2 separate regions of the Homo sapiens genome follow, and region 1 is linked to region 2. A link is a loop called in an ENCODE intact Hi-C map of the cell type or tissue named here. Cell type or tissue: dorsolateral prefrontal cortex. All regions are shown on one strand. Each heading gives the region's core, and the rest is flanking DNA. Links, peaks and the distances in the headings are about the cores only. Region 1 holds the start of LOC105376553 (a long non-coding RNA gene). Region 2 has its middle 8.9 kb from the start of MIR8070.

Region 1 (8,340 bases), core at 157-8,156, 130 kb after region 2:
GTTGAAATCTGTTATATGCCGATGTCTCCTTTCTCATTCTCTATGTGTGTGTGTATGTTTTAAATTATTCTTTTTATCATATTAGTGGGAACACAGAATGAAGAAGCAATAAGCACATGCTAGCAAACTGCCATCTGTAATCAGAATTCTAGGTTACATAATTTTTATTGATATTGCTATAATGAACACTTTTTTGTGCCTGTAGCATTTTTCTCCTTTTGCATTTATGGATTAGTGTAGGATCAAAAGCACAAGTAAGAAATTAGATTTAAATAGTTAGAAGGAGACTTTATCCCACATTTCTGAAGCTGGGAAGAGTTGTAAGGAGAATTCGAGGCTAATGGGAATGGAGATGAAGAGCTTTGTGTCATATGTTTTTATTTCTTAAATGAGATTATTTGTAGAGTGATGGGATTATAAATGCTTTTGACTCTTTAAGCAAATGGGGGATGGGGAGGGCATCTAGAGCACTTTTCTTTGAGAAGTAAGGTGTTATACAAGAGCAACTTCTCCATCCTCAGCTTTTTGCCTGAGGCAGACCCTGTTGTCAGCCTAAATGACTTAACTTCTCAAAGAAATAAAATTTTCCCTGGGAAATAAAAGGCATTAGTTCTGAGGGCCAGATATCTTCCAGGGATTGTGTCTGGGTGTGCTCAAGTCCTCTGCTTCTTCCATATTCCAGCCCCATTGAGCCATGGGTATGTGGAGATCCCAGATAATAAAGAAAAAGCTTGCAATGCTTTTCTAGCAGGTAGAAGTTGCTCCATGAGTGCTCCGTCCTATAGTTTGAATGTGTTTCCCAAAAGTTCATGTGTTGGTAACTTAATCCCTATGCCCTTGAGAATAGATTAATAGATTAATGAGGGCTTTTCTCTCATGAGTGGATTAATGTCACTATCACAACAGTGGGTTTGTTGTTTTGGTGGTGGATGTCTTATAAAAGTGAGTTCTCTCTTGCTCTCTTGCTGTTACCCTTTTGCCATGTGATGCCCTCCACCATGTTATGATGCAGCAAGAAGGCCCTCACCAGATGCTAGTGCCATGCTCTTGGACTTCTCAGTCTCCAGAACCGTAAGCCAAATAAGTTCATTTTCTTCATAAATTATCCGGTCTGTGGTATTCTGTTATAGCAACAGAAAATGAACTAAAACACTCTGTATCAGGAATGGAACCAGCTACCTGATAAAGCTTCCCCCAGAAGAAACGTCCTTCTCTTTAGTTGGTTAACTTTGGATTCTGGGTGTCAACTCACTGAACTGTGATTTGTCCCAGGAGGCTCATTGCCCATTCTCAGCAGTACCTGGTCCCTCAGTGCCTAGGGCCAAACCAGGTGCAGGTGGGCTTATAGACCAGAGTACAAACTGAATGAATTGTCTTATTCCCTCCTAGTCTCTCATTTGAACCATGAACTCTTCCAAGCTTTTATTTCTTACATTTCTCCAACAAGGACTCATGTAACAAAGTGAGCATAGAAGAGGCACTAATAAAAATCCCTGTTATCTAAAAAATTAGTCTAAAGAGGAGTGTGGCAAATGACAACTCCACCCATTTGCACAGCATTTGACAGTTTTCACAGCCCTGTTTTTCTGCATTGTCTCATTTGTCCTCACCACAACCCTGGGGGGTTCTCAAGATAGTGGACAGCATCTTTCTTTTACAGATGGTGTGATTGAGGCCCGGTAAATTACATGACTTATGCAAGGTCATGCAGCTAATATGTGTCAACAGAAGGTCTTTGTTCCAGGTCTTCTGACTTCAAGACCAAACTTATTCCCAAAGTATCATATGGTTTTGGAAAAATAATAACAATAATGAGACTTTTAAATCACCCACATAAGAAATACCCATGAAATAATAGCATATTTTACCCAGACATCTGAGTCTGCTTTCAAGAGATTTTTATACTTTGGGGTCTATCTATTATTTGATTGACTGAGTAATATTCAAGTTGTTTTAACTCCAAATCATTCATTCATTCATTTATTCACTTGCTTAGAAAAACATCCACTGGTTGCTTAATTTGTGTCCAGTACTAGTTGGTAGCTAGAAAAAAAAAATATTGACTATAGTCTATGACATCGAACAGTTTAGCATAAAAGTGTAGGATATAACAGGCAGCATATGAATTTCCTATTGTTGCTGTAAGAAATTGCCATAAATATAGTAGCTTAGAACAACTCAAATTTATTATCTTGTAGCTCTAGAGGTCAGAAGTTTGAAGAGTCTCATTAGGCTAAAATCAACATGTTCGCAGGGCTGTCTTCTTTCTGGAGGCTGTAGGGAAGAATCTGTTTTCTTCCCCCTCCCAGCTTCTAGAGACCTCCAAGAAGGTGATCTCTTTCATCTTCAAACCCAGCAATACCTGGTTGAGTCCTTATGACAATGCTATATTTTTAGTTATGGCTCTTCTGCCCCCGCTCTTCTTCATTTAAGGGCTCTTTTGATTATATTGGGCTTTCCTGGATAACCCAGGATAATCTCCCTATCATAAGGTTAGCTGGCTAGCAACCTTAATTCCCTCTGCTACTGTAATTCCCCCTCACCATGTAACATAATATGTTTTCAGGTTCTAGGGATTATAATGTAGACATCTTCAAGGGCTCATTATTCTGTCTACCACAGATAGTAAGTGATCTCATCTGGAAATAACAATAAGATTATAATTCGAGGTATCATGTACGTGGTGCCAAATGAGTATTATAGACCACAAATGCAGAAAGCAAGAAGGAACGTCCTCTTCTGAGTGATCAAGAAACTCTTCATATTAGACAAGTGCTATGGTTTAAATATTTGTTCCTTCTGAGACTTACATTGAAACTTAATCCCCATTGTAACAGTATTATCAGGTGGGGCCTCTAAGAGGTGACTGGATCATGAGGCCTCTGCTCTCATGACTGGATCAATTCATGCATGGATTAATGGGCTAATGGATTGATGGGCTATCATAGGAGTAGGTTAGTTATCACGATAGTGGGTCTGTTACAAAAGCCGGTTTGACTCTCAGCGCACCCCTCTTGTCCTGTGATGCCTTTCGCCATGTTATGATGCAGCACGAGTTCCTCACCAGAACTCACCAGACCAGAGGCAGCTCCTCAACCTTGGACTTCTCAGCCTCCAGAACTGTAAGAAATAATATTTTCTTCTTTACAAATTACCCAGTCTTAGATATTCTGTTACAGCAACAGAAAATGGACTTAGACAGCAAGGAAACTGAATAAGCAAAGTTTCTTGAGTAGAATGAACATGGCCACAGGGAGTCACAAGAGATTTTTTTAAGCAGGGAGAATGTAATAAAGGCAGTTTTGAGTGGATGAATCTGGTGTTTGGTTATCTATGAACCTCATTAGAATATTACTGGCTCTGTCCCTCTCTGTTTCATAGAAGGAAAACCTGAAGTCTAGGGAGTTGGATGTCTCATGAGAAAGTCAGCTGACAAAGCCACTGGCCAGATGGTAAGGGGGTTTTTCGCAGTTCTGGAGAGAGAAGGAGGCTCTAACTTTTGCCACTGCTCATGACTGTTCTCAATAAAACAAAATCTGTTTGAATTATTCCCAGAATACCACTAAAATTAGTTCTTTCTGTCTTTACTTCTGGTCATCTTCTCTTATGGGGTATGCATTTTGCAGAACCTGCTGCTCTATGTCCCTATTCAGTTGTAATTGAGGGATGGGAGGAAGGAACATAGGTTGGGATAAGAGGTATTTTCTTGAAACATTCTGGGAGGTCTTTTTCTCCAGTATTGCCATTAAAGTCACATTGGGTTATCAACTCTGGGCCCTTACCTAAAGCTTCAGCTCCATTTTTTTGCTGCTCTTTCATAAAATGTGAGGCAGCACAGTGCAGAGGTAAAGCACAGGGGAGAGAAGCAGAAGAGCTGGCTCCTAGCTCTCTTTTGTGAGCTAGCTCTGGGACCACAGGCAAGTCACTTTTCCTAGTCTTATTTCTCCACCTGTTAAATGGGTTGGCTTGACATGACAGTGGTCTTCAGGTTCATTTGAGTTCTGAACCTCTGTAATTATGATTCTATGACTTAGCATCAATGGAGCTCCCACTTGTGGAGGTCAAAGGTGGATCTACTTCTACCACTCATGTGTCCACCTCCCCATTTCCCTGACTTACTTTATGCTTCATGTTCATTACCTGTTTGGTGTCTTTCTCATCTTGGTTTGGCAACCCTTTCATGAAGATGTCCCAGAATGTGTGTCATTGGGTGTCACTTATTCTCTGATCCTTCCATTCATTCATCCAACAATTAAGCACCTATTTGTGCAAGGTGAGGCAGCTCCATCTTTCTAAGCTTTCCTGTTAGGTAGGAAGGAAGTGCAATCCAGGCTTTTCAAATCATGGACGTCAGAGAATGTCTGAGTTGGAAGGACATTTAGAAACTATGACTCAATAGCCTTCCTTTCACAAACAAGGAAACAAAAGCCTAAAGAGATGAAGTGATTTGCCTAAAATCACATGGCTGAACTGGGAATGTCAGAACTGGGACTGGAGTCAATTTTCCAGTTTTCCAGCCCAGTTCTGCCTTCTCCCTCCATTATCTACCATATTCTATTAACTGCTTTGGAAACAAAACTGTAATGAGCCCTAAATTATTTTCTCCTTTAGCACAAAGAATTTTTAATTGGGGAAGGATGTGCCCAAATTTGTGATGAGAAACAATGAACACAGCCTCAGTGGAATTACTGGGCCATGGCCCATTGTTTCAGCAAAGGCATCCTATAAGGGAAGGAAAAAGAAGATGAGGAAGGAGAGAATGCAGACCTTCTTTGTTCTCAAACCTTTTGTCTCTCTATTAGGCTGTGTTTGTTTGCCAAACATGAGCCTGGCAAATTGCATGCCCCAAGTAATCCCGACCATCTACTCCGACTCCTCAATACTGAGCTTGGCAGCTGATAGCTCAGCCTGTTGCATTGCCAAGCTGGATGAATAGACCTCAGCCAAGTTCTGGCTGTGAAAAGAGGCCTTGGGTACAAGGGCCCCATGCTTTTTGTGATCCAGTGGGGACAGGTCACTGCCTGGCTTATTTGTCTTCAAACCAGGCCAACCCACTCCACACCACGTGGGACCAAAACGAGAGGCCAGCCTCATAGCAGCAATAGGGCAATTGCCTTTGACCTCTCTCTTCACTCCCGCTCTGGTGTTGTACTCTCTACCCCAATCTGGTTTCTACCAGCTCCCCAAATTTTTAGCTTCTAAAAGCTTGTCTCCTATTCCTAGCTCCATCAAGTTAATACTTTAACTTATCCACCAGATTTATTTGGCTTAACTCTTGGTTCTTCCCTGAGTGATGGATTATACTTATCTTTCAGCTCCTCCCACTCCTGGTCACTTTGGGTTAAAACCCAGGCCAATTTTCATGAGATCTGGTCCCCAGAAACTCCTTTTCTTTACCCCAGGGAGTGAATTACTTGAGTGGGCTTGTTCCTATTGGCTTGCCTTAGTTTTCTACATCTAAGCCATTGTGCCTGTCTCTAGGACTCACTGAGTGCTCTCCTCCAGAAACTGCCTGCATCTGCCACTCTTATGTTCACCTCCTCGTCTTCCTGTCTTTATGCTTCACTTTCAGAACCTGCTTTGGCTGTCTTCCTCATCTTGGTTCTCCCACCATAGCAACTTACCAGCTCTGGGCTCTGATTTGGCATCACTGGTACCATTAGATAAGAGACCTCCCCCTCATCTCCAGTAGATCCCTTACTTACTGGGTGAAATCTCAGCTCCTTCATTCCCATGCCTTGGTTCCACTACCAAGGAAGAAATATTTAGAAATGACCAGTGGTTTTCCTGCGGTACTTTTAGCTGAATGTTTTGAATCTCTTGTATACACTGGAATTTGAAATTAACCACAGACTCCTATGGTTAAGAACAGCTGAAAGATCAAGCCTAAACATTTCTCAAATTGTGGTTCTGTGACCATCTCCATCAGAGTCCCTTATTAAAAATATAGATTCCAGGCCATCACCTCAGATCAAATGAATTAGAAACTTGGTGGGGGCTGTAGGGGGAGATTATTAGATTGATTATTAGATACCAGAAAATTTGATAACTATTGATTTAATTTATCTCCCAGGTTTCAGTTGGTATCTTATTTAAGCTATCCATAGCAACCCCTCTGGTCTAGGTGGTTCTTGAAAAAGGGAGATTTCAGAAGCCACCAGACTATTAAAGAAACATTGATATTATGTGTATTCACTATATTAAAAAATCAGTAAGTTTATTAGAAATCTTTCTTACATAGACTTCTGAGTAGGCCCAGTGGGGGATACTAGTTGACTAAAACACTCAGACTAGCTATAATTCTAAAGTAAAGGCACATATTTTCATTTGCATCTCAGGGAAACAAAGACAGTATGGGGACAGCTCACAAAAAGTCTCCACCTTGTCAGAGTGGAGCCGTCAACTTTGGCAGGTAAGTCTGTTCTGATGGTTGTGATAAGTGAAAGTACATGTGGTGAAGAAAAAGTGGGTCATCATTTTGAGATCCAAAAATTGACATAAAATTGTACGTGAAGGTAAATCTCTGTGAGAGATAATTATCAAATTAACAGAAGCTTATGGAGAGGAAATAAAGTCAAAATACGTAAAGATGATAGGGAAGATAGCTGGAGTGCTGGAAGGATCTGTATAGAACCATAGATTTCTGACTGGAAGGGGCCTCAAAAATCACATTGATGGAGAGTTTCAAATTCTTTTAAGCTCTTGGACTCTTCTATCAAACAAAATCTTATGCAGAAAGCTAACATGTAAAACAAATACAGAGTTGCTGTGGTTGGGGAGAATGAGAGAGAGACAGAGAGAACATGTTAATTAGGATAGGCTAGGTTATGTGCAGTAACAAACAATCCAAACATTTTATCAGCTGTTATAACAACAAAGACTTTTCCAGTTCATGCTGTATGTCTATCATGGACGGACTCGGTCAACTCTACAGTTCCCTGCTTCGGGTCCCAAGCTGATGGAGCAGCTCCCATTTTGATCACTGATGGTTACCATGATGAAAGAAAAGTACAACTCTGACAAATGTTGCATTGGCAATTAAATGCTCCAGTTTAAAAAAAGTGACACAGAGTACTTCTACCCAGGTTGCCCTGGTCAACATCAGTCACATGGCCCTACATAACCACAAAGAGGCCAAGAAGCGCAATCCTACCATATGCCCAGAAGCTATTTCCTACTGAAAATATTTAGTGAACACCACTGTTGACTAGCATTGTGTGTGTGTGTGTGTGTGTGTGTGTGTGTGTGTGTGTGTGTGAGCTTTCACTCATGCCCAGTGTTATCCCTAGGTACCTGCAAGGAACTCTTAGGCTCCATGAAAACTGATTTGGAAACTACTAAATTAGCTCCCTTATTTCATAAATGAAGAAAACTGAGGTCAATTTACTTACTTAAGGTAAGATAATATCAAAACCTAGGCCAGAATGTAGGTTTTCTTTGCTCTCAGTCCAAGGCTCCTCCCATTTTTGCTCTGAATGTGGTGTGTGTGTGTGTGTGTGTGTGTGTGTGAGAGAGAGGGAGAGAGAGAGAGAGAGAGAGACAGAGAGAGAGAGAGAGAGAGAGAGAGTGGTGACTCAAGAGTTAAATGTAGATGAAGAATAGACTGGTTCTGAAGGGAAATGTGAACCTGAGGAAATTTTCCGTGAAGGCTCCCCATGCATTCCAAGTGACAAATAGATGCAGTAAAGACATTATATTTGTTCTGATTACCCAAAGGATGCTGGGCAACATAAAGAGTTTCTGAAGAGAACAGCAACTGATGATGAAGCGTGGTGCTCCTAATGGAGTGAAGAAACCAAGCAGCAATCACCAACTTTGCAGGGACCTGGGGGAAATGTTCATGTTGAGATCACAAGTAAGGAGGGCATCAACTGTTTTCATTCAAGGCAAGGGCATTGTACAGGGAGCATTTATCCCACAGGATTAAGCAGTTCCATTGGTTTCAACAAACATTAGCAATCACCCACTCTGCTCCAAGCACAGTGTTAGGTGCCAGGAAGCCGAAGACAAATAGCACATGGTGAAAAGAAGAAATGGTCAGACCTGGACGTAGTGCTAGGGAGGACTAAAAAGCCACAGGACTTTGAGACTATTAGTATGTGTGTGTTGAGGGGTGGGTCATGATGAAAGAAAATAATTTCTAGACTGACTCCTAAGTTTCTCTTCTTCTAGAGTTTATCAATGGGCATTCAGAGCAAGACAATTTATTGGGCAGGTCTATCCCATATATAGCACCATATGTAACGTTTCTGCACTCATGCTCCATTCTTTGTCATTCATTGTGAACACATACACACACACACACACACACACACACACACACACACACACACACATCTC
Region 2 (8,340 bases), core at 286-8,285:
CTTTTTTATGTAGGAAGTTGGTACTTAGAGAAGGGATAAAAACAGAAACTAAGAGTCAGAAACATTTATGAAGACAACAAATTTCTAGAGCAGTTGCTCCCAACCGTTTTTTGGGTCACAGAGCTCTTTGAGGACTTGATCAAAGTTATAGACCCTCTCCAAGAGGAAGATGCCCAATATACAGACACACAAAATAATGTGTATAGTTTTGGGAGGATTTGCACGCCCCCTTGAAGCCCACCTAAGGTCACCATTTTAGAATATCTGTTATAATGACAGTCACCAGTCTGCCAGGTATCCTGTAAAGCACCAAAGGCACAACGATGAGTAAGACATGGTTTCTGTTTTCAAGGGACTTATACTCAAGTGAGGCAGACCAAACGTTTACCCAGACAATGACACCTCAGCTAGTCAATTGCAGAAACTGACTAATACTCTGTACCATCTCTCCTTTTGCTTCCTACTGCCCTTACCCTGGTTTTGTCTCTCATTTTCTGGCTGGTAGCAATAGCTTTCAAGCTGCTGGCCTGCTGCTTATTTCTTCATCCCTCACATGGATAAGCAGTGGTTCTCCTAAAGTTCATTTGCTGAGGAAAGATCGGACTGGACCACTCCTCTCTTTGTAAACCTGCGCAGGTGGTTTTCCATCCCCTACAGCATAGAGAACCAATTCTTATCACAGCACTAAAGGTCTTCTGGTTGGGTGTCATTAGACATTTTCAGCTTCTTGTCCCATTCAGCCCTGTGTGAATCCTACTCTATCAATACCAGACCCATCATTATTCCCTAAATAGAGCTTGCATTTTCAAGCTCCCCTGACTGGCTTATTCTGCACCCTGACCCCAGAATGCCATTTCCCTTAATATTCATCTATTAAATCTTTCTTATCCTCAAGGTCCCAGATGGAATACCTCCTCTGTGAAACTGTTCCCAACTTACCATGTCACCATGTCAGAAGTATGTGAGCTTTTTTGAGCCTGTATTTTGCATGTAGTCAGTTCTGCCTTGTAAGAGTGTATTGCCCATGTCTGTCTGATTCCTCTGAGGCAGAGGTGGCACCAAACTTATCTCTGGGGTTTAGAGTCTCTGCCAGAAGGGTGGCCCACTTGAGACTGAATTTGTGCATTTTTGTCTCTTCAGTGAGAAGATGTAGAAAGCTACCTCTGAATCCGAGACTGGCATTCCTTAGAAAGATAGAAGTCGAATCCGTTGGTGGGTCTTCCTTCGAAAGGCACTAAAGATAGATTTTGTTAAAAGAGTAGGTGTAGTATGATTGACACAAAAGGGGGATCCACAATCCCTCATGTGAGAGTTGAAAATAAAAGCTTTTCAGCTCTTGAAGACAGGCTTCAGGAGGGAAGAGGATGGTGACTCTGGGTCTGTGACGTGGAAGATCCCAGAACTGATCCCAGAACAGTTCATTCCTGAGCTGGGCTTCAAATAGAAAGTCACACTGTGTAAAGGCTGTGGCTGGGTTGTCAATTAGGAGCAGAAGATCCGCCTCCTGCTCTGATCTCCAGGCTGGCAGCTTTGCCAGCATGGACGATACTTTGCCCTCTTGAGGCTCTGGGTTCATCCCATGCTAGAGGGCTGTGCTTTCATCGTGTGGCCTTCACTCCACATTCACGCAGTGCTGGGCAATGGAAAAAGCTACAGCGAGGGTTCTGAGGGTTTGCTGGGCCCTTTAGGTTAGCTTCAGGTGAAGAGAACATATCCTAATGTGATAGATGTTCTTGGAGCAGAGGATAGGATGCACCTTCTGTAGTTTGAAGGCAACTCCCCTGTGGGAACTTCTGCTTAGCCATCAGTGCCTATCTCTGAAGTCAGAGCAGTGAGATAGAGTCAAGGTGGTCTGGACTTTACCCTAAATGCTAGGGCCTGCTGACCACATCACCAGGAGAATATTGTTACAGAATTAATGCTATTGTCAGAATGCAACCCAAGGCATCCTAATTGGATCCCAAACAAACAGATTTGCAGAGGAACCTTCTGCACATCTGTAATCTCCAGCATTCAAGCCCTTGTTCACAGCATGGGCACAATAAATGTTCACAGAATTAAAATCCAAGTGCTTCATAGCCAGCTCCGAATATTGATTCTGCTATGCGAACTTTTCTTCCTATTTGCCACCATACCAAACACCACTGTTTTGGTCCCTCTCCAAGGTCTCTCTCTAAGCTCTTAATTAGAAAAAGGAAGCTGTAATTATTAAAGTTATTAAAATATGGAATATTGCAAAGGAGTGGACTAGAAGTCTTCATGCTAATCCAAACAAATCGTGCTAATGTTACTTTGATTCTGGCAAACCCAAAACCGCAGAGGAAGATAAAAGCTAGGGCTTGTTTTCTAAGTGGAGGGTTTAGCCTATTCGCTAAGCCAGGATTCATCAAGCATTCACCGGGAGCTGCAAAGGAGAAGCAGGAGGAGATGAAAAGAAGAAAGACGTGAAAACTATAGAAAAGATGATGTAGGGAGGGGGAGAGCTGAGTCAAAAGAATCAACCAGGTAGCAGTAATTCATCAAGCTCCTTTCACAAGTTCCTCCCTCTTCCAGGAGCTATGATCTGGGGCTCAAAAAAGGGCCTTTTCTACCTCACAGTTTCAGTGACTGCATTAATGAAGATGACTGCTCAAGCCTTATGCTCAGTCCAGACACTTTCGCAGATCTAACTGCCTTAAGTGGACATGGCCACTTAGGGAGAAGGATATATGCTTCAACCAGCACAGATGGCAGAGCTCAAACAGAGTTACAGTTTGGACATATTTTGACTGGGAACCCACCTGGCATGGAAGGTACTTACATGCATCTGAAATTCAACAGATACTAGATAGAGCTCAAAATGCACACCTCCCTGTTTTTCCTGTGAGGACCCCATCTCAGCCAATGGAGCCACCACCCACTCCACACACCTCCAAGTCACATACCTGAGAGTCATCTTAGATGTTCCTCTTCATTCCTTTGCCAGTGTCTTTGGTTGCCAAGAACTGATGATGCAACCTCAGAGATGTCTTTTATATATATTTTTCCCTCTTCAGCACCACTGTTCTAGTTCATATCCTTAACAACTTTTCCTGTACTGCTTTTCCAATCTCTTCTTCTACCACCTTCCTAATCTACCATCTTCCAGCCTACCCCAACTTCTCAGAATTCCCAAGTCTCTGTGCCTTTGCACGTATGGTTCCTCTGCTTGGAGTCCTTAACCTCCATTGACCACCTGTCAAACTCTTGCCTATTCTCTGAGGCCCAGCCTAAGGATTGTCATCTCTGGCTGTCCAGCAGTAGTGTTGGTTCTCTCAGAGCTTTGGGTTTGTGCTGTCACAGCCCTGGCCCTATGTCACTGCCACTGTGGATTGGACAGGCCTCTCTCTCTAGAGGCTCAGGGACTGTGCATTGCATGATTACCTATCCCTGGGGCTTTGCAGAATACTAACTTGCACATGGTAGCACTCAGTATCCCTCTATTGATAGAACACCAGTTCTGGAGAGTGATTAATCCCATAGATTCTTGCCTCTGTGAAGGACAAAGACACTAGTTTGAAAGGAAGAAGCTCCGGAGATACCACAAAGAACTATGTGAAATCCTGTGACTTGATGAATTATAAGGTGATGTTTGAGGCAAGAAGCAGGGGTCTGAAGGGAAAAGGAGGATAATGAAGAAGTGGCACTTGAGTCTGCCGGCTGGGACTTTATTGTATTTCATAAAGTAGTGCTAAAAATTCATTACCATAGTTAGGATTTGAAAGACTTGATGTAAAGATTTCAATTTAGAATAACTACCACTTGTGAACACCCAATATGTCTAGACAGTGTATCTTGCCTACTTTATGTTTAAAGCTGACAACTCTACATATTAGGTATATTTATGCCAGTGTTATAGATGAAGAAATTGAGACTCAGAGAAGTTAAGTAACTCATCTATGGTCACACAGATAGAAAGGGAGTGGAATAATAATTTTTTAAAAGTTGAAACACAGATCTCATTCCCAAATATGATCTCTTCATACTAACCTCAATTTACCCTGAACAATGGACATGTACCACCTCTTCAGGATCTCTGCCATGAATCAATCACATCTTCAACTTCTTCTCTCACCAAAAATACAGTTTAACAATCTCTGATGAAATAGACTGAGGTATGTGCAATCTGCCCTCCTTCCCTTCAGTCACTCCTGGTTTGGTAACATGAAGAAAAGAAAATAGGCCCAAAAGGAGCAGACCAAATGAGAAAAAGAAGAGAAACAAAATGCCCAAGTAATCCACAAGTCAGTAATAATATCTTTTGTACTTTTAGAGTGCTTTACAAAAATCATGATTTTGTTTGTTCCTCATCATAAGCCTGGGCTATGTACTGTCACTCCCATTTTCTGGGTGAGGAAACTGAAGCTCAAGGAGGTGAGGGGACTCAACTACGTCTGAACAACTAGTCAAGGGAAGAGCCAGGACTGAAACTCAGGCATGCATTCTCCTAGCCCCACACCTGTTCCTTTACACCAGGAATGCCCGTGCCCCAGCTCCCAGCATGGTCCATGGCAACCACTTATGTTTGAATATATGATCTATTGCACTAATAACTTGACAAGTACTCTACAAAATGCATTGCATGAATTATCTCTTTTAATTCTCATAACAAGTCTATGAGGTAGGAACTATTATTTGTCCCATTTTCTTACAGAGAAAGAAACTGAGGCACAGAGAGATTAAATGACTTGGTTAAGTGGCAGCGCCAGGATTTAATCTGGCTCTGATGACTGCTGAGACTTTGCTCTTGAAAGTGGTAACATGCGCCTCTCTGTCTTCTAATCATGGAGTGTTGTTCAGTTATCTCCTCTGTCAGAGAAGGCCAATGCTATCTTCATTTAGGGCTGGGCTCAGTTGAATAAATTTTACATGGCAGGCCTCTTCAAAAGTCTTTTATTACAGATTTTGAAAAGAAGTAAAAACAGTCCCCTTGGAAGATGGCAGAGAAAGATAGTTGGTTGCTGGCTGACTTTCATCAGTATTAATTAATATCACCTTTTGAAAGCCCCAGGACTAAGGGGTGAATTTCCTTGTATTTCATTTGAATTATTTACTGAATTGAATTCTGAAATGAAACTCTATGCAAGCAATGACCCATGCAGACACTGCAGGTGCTACTTTCATCCTGTTAATGGGTTTTACTAGCTAAAGACAATCCTTTTAGGGTTTTTGTCTCGGTTTCAGGAAAAGGAATTTGGAGAGATAGTGATGAGAATACTGCAGAGTCCCCAGGTCATGGTTTTGTCCCCTCCCTCACTTCATGTTTTTAGCTTTTGAAGGCCCACAGCTTCATCCTCCTTATCTGCTTAGCTCTTTAATGGCTAGTTTTCTCATCTGTCAAATTGGGCTGTGTGGGTGATAATAATCATAGCTGCCCTAACTCTGATTTCTGTTGAGTTTCTTGCTCCTTATGATAAGACTGGGCCTAGCCCACATTGCATCTCAGTAGATAGCCAATAGACTCCCCAAGATTTTAGTGCATTCCCTGGGTGGGGTGGTGGTTCTTAACCTCATAGTCACCTTGTACTCTAAGCTCCTGCATTTGCAGAATTGGTTCAGTCTTACCTGTCCCTGGCTGCTTCTGAGAGACAAGTCATTTTACTCTATTTGCCTGGTAGCAGCCCTGGTAGCCTTCTTTTTAGAAGGCATGTGGCCGCTGGAGTAGTTAACACTGATCTACCAAATAGGGTATAACCTCATGTTCTCCTTTACCTATCTAGTTCTTGAGTGTGCTGTTCCTTCCTTCAAAGTAACAAATAGTGTCACATATTGAGGACTTATGGTGTGGTAAGCACTGGATCAATTGCCTCCATATATTACCACATTTCATCCTCAAAATAGTTCTGTGAGATGAGTTTTTATTCCCATTTCACAGATGGAGAAATGGCAACTCAGGTCATAACAAGGAAGTGAATTTGAAAAACTGTCTGATCCCAAAGTCTTAACCCTTGCCTCCCTGATACTGCTCTGATGGCTGAAAGTTTGCTGTGCTCTGGCCTAGCTTCTGGGCCAGGGGAGGAGTTGAAGTAGATGCTCTTGTTTGGTACCATCTCTTCTTGTGCTGGGTCTTCTGGTAGGGCACTGGGCTTTGTCAGTAGAGTCTGAGGACTATGTTCTTTACAGGGAAGACAGAGGCCTTTATCCCTTTCTTCCAAGTCTTCCATCTCTTTTTGAGTTCTCTCCACAAGACTGTGCTCCTCCAGGTGCCCACAGGTCTCCCGAGACTGCCTTCCTTGGGCATGACTGTTGCCATAACACAGTGACTGGTGAGAAGGAAGGAAACTCTCCCATCATCTCCAAGCCACGATTTGTATTGTGTATTGGTGTATTTTAGTGTATTTAATATGGAGCAACCCATTCTCTACCTCATGGTCCTGACAATATATGTCTCATATATCTGACAAGGTGTATCTCAGCTCAAATGTTGGTCTTTCTCGGAAAGTTTTCTTCCACTGTCCCAAATAAGCAGGAGTCCTTCTGCTGCTCCAGTAGCTCTGTCACATCTCTCTGATTCACTGGAATCATATTTATCTCAAATTGAAGTTACTGGAATGACTCCATTTCTATGAAGTGCCCAGAAAAGGCAAATTTATAGAGACTGAAAGTAGATTAGTGGTGGCCTGGGCTTGGGGGTGGGAACAGGGATTAACTGTAAATGGACCTGAGGGATTTTACCAGGGGGATGAAAATGTTCTAAAACTTATCTATAGTGATTGTTGTACCACTCAGTAAATTTACTAGAAGTCATTGAATTGTACACTGAAAATGAGTGAATTTTATGATATGTGAAACTTACCTTACTAAAGCTGTTAAAAAAAGAAATTACCCTGTTCATTTTCCTCTTTATTACTGTCTTACATTCTGGTTAGAATGTAAGCCTATGATGGCAGGGATCTTGTCTGTTTTATTCACCAATATGTCCCCAGCACCTAGAACAGCACCTGGCACATAAAAAGAGCTCAGCAAGTATTCAGAGAATGCATGAATAAATAAGCTAGCAATCTCTTGCCATTTTGTAAACACTCAGGATAAGCCTGTGAAAAGAGACATACTCAATACAGAATCAATAACAAACTTCAAATCTAAAAATCACACATTAAGGATAAAAGAAATCACGAACCCTCCATTCTCAATGGGTGCCAGATTGTTTGCTGTTGACTCAGCATTTTCTCTACCTCCTTCTACATCATCTTCATCATTACATCATCATTATAGAGAAATCTGCAATTACATTACCCAGAATTCCTTTACTGGATGGTTCCCTGTTAGATTCTGTAAACTCTTGTGAAAGTTGAAGCAGAAGCCATTATTCTCTGACAGCAATTGTGGGCAGATGGGAAGCGGGAGAAAGGAGAGGCTTGCAGAGCTGTCGGGTTAGTTCCTATGAATCATCTGCTTCAATGCTACAGGTAGCTGAGATTGTAGCTTTCCTGCAATATCTGAAGTTTGCAGCACCTCTGGCCCTAATCTTTGCTACCCAAGTCTTTCCAATGGTTATGGTTGTATAAGTGTGTAATTCCTTATATTAAAATCTTTCCTGTTTGGAAAACCTGGAGGGGGTCTGGTCTCTTTTTCTGATTAAACTCTAACTAATTCAATGGGTATAGAGTATAATTTTTAAGAACTCAGGGTTGAATGATGGTGAGGAGAAGGAAGGGAAGAGCTTCTTTGTGTCCTTTTCTAGGCTTCAGTTGGCCTTAGGAGGAACATTCTTAATCTCTGGACACCATGGATCTTGAGGAAATGAGACTCTTTTCCTATTCCCATCAGACTTCTGTCATCTCTTTCTCTTACTCCCTGTGCCATGGTCATTGTGAGTGGTTTCTTTCCTTTATTTTGTCTTCACCATCTTCCAGAAGCCCCCAGTGTACCTTTTCCCAGAGCACTGATTTATGGAACTTGGGCACCTTTCCTGCTTTTTCATTCTTGATAAAATCACCCAGTTGCCTGGTTACATCAAGGGAGTAGAGCTGACACTGGGCAAAATTCTCCAAAACAAGACACATCTAGCTTACTCACCAACCTTCCCAAACCTTCTGCCAGACAGTTATGGAGCCAAGAACTTGGATTTGCTGCCTAGAAAAAGACACTGTATAACCTGCTACTTTCCTTCAAATCATACCAAAGAAACGAATTTAGGCTAAGATCATCTTTAAATAATTATTCTGTCAGACTACACTGTCTTGGTTCAATTGGAGCCTGAACGACTGTGTTTCTGAACCTTCTGTAGAAACAGGCTGGGCAAAATCTGTAGGCTCTTTGCTACCTGTTTTGGCCTCACTCAGCTCCTCTTATCTGCAGATTTGGGACCTCATAAAGCCT

The links. Peaks named below come from ENCODE experiments on the same cell type or tissue, not always from the same donor. Only the 100,000 strongest peaks of a DNase experiment are listed, where the experiment ranks them.
Region 1: a loop joins it to region 2, with 2.2 times the contacts of the local background. A loop is called at or near these places in 7 of 110 quality-filtered maps.

The regions. Positions count from the first base shown.
Region 1 is chr11:11,637,826-11,646,165 of GRCh38, reverse strand. It overlaps LOC105376553 (a long non-coding RNA gene), which reads left to right and starts at 1,013. Exons shown (of 4, transcript XR_931034.3): 1 at 1,013-1,071; 2 at 3,382-3,452; 3 at 6,339-6,412. In dorsolateral prefrontal cortex, for the core only: no CTCF peak of the experiment used is centred there; a DNase peak (open chromatin) is centred at 4,965; H3K27ac peaks cover 2,070 bases.
Region 2 is chr11:11,770,145-11,778,484 of GRCh38, reverse strand. No RefSeq gene overlaps it. Among named protein-coding and RNA genes, the nearest start is that of MIR8070, 8.9 kb to the left of the region's middle. In dorsolateral prefrontal cortex, for the core only: no CTCF peak of the experiment used is centred there; no DNase peak of the experiment used is centred there.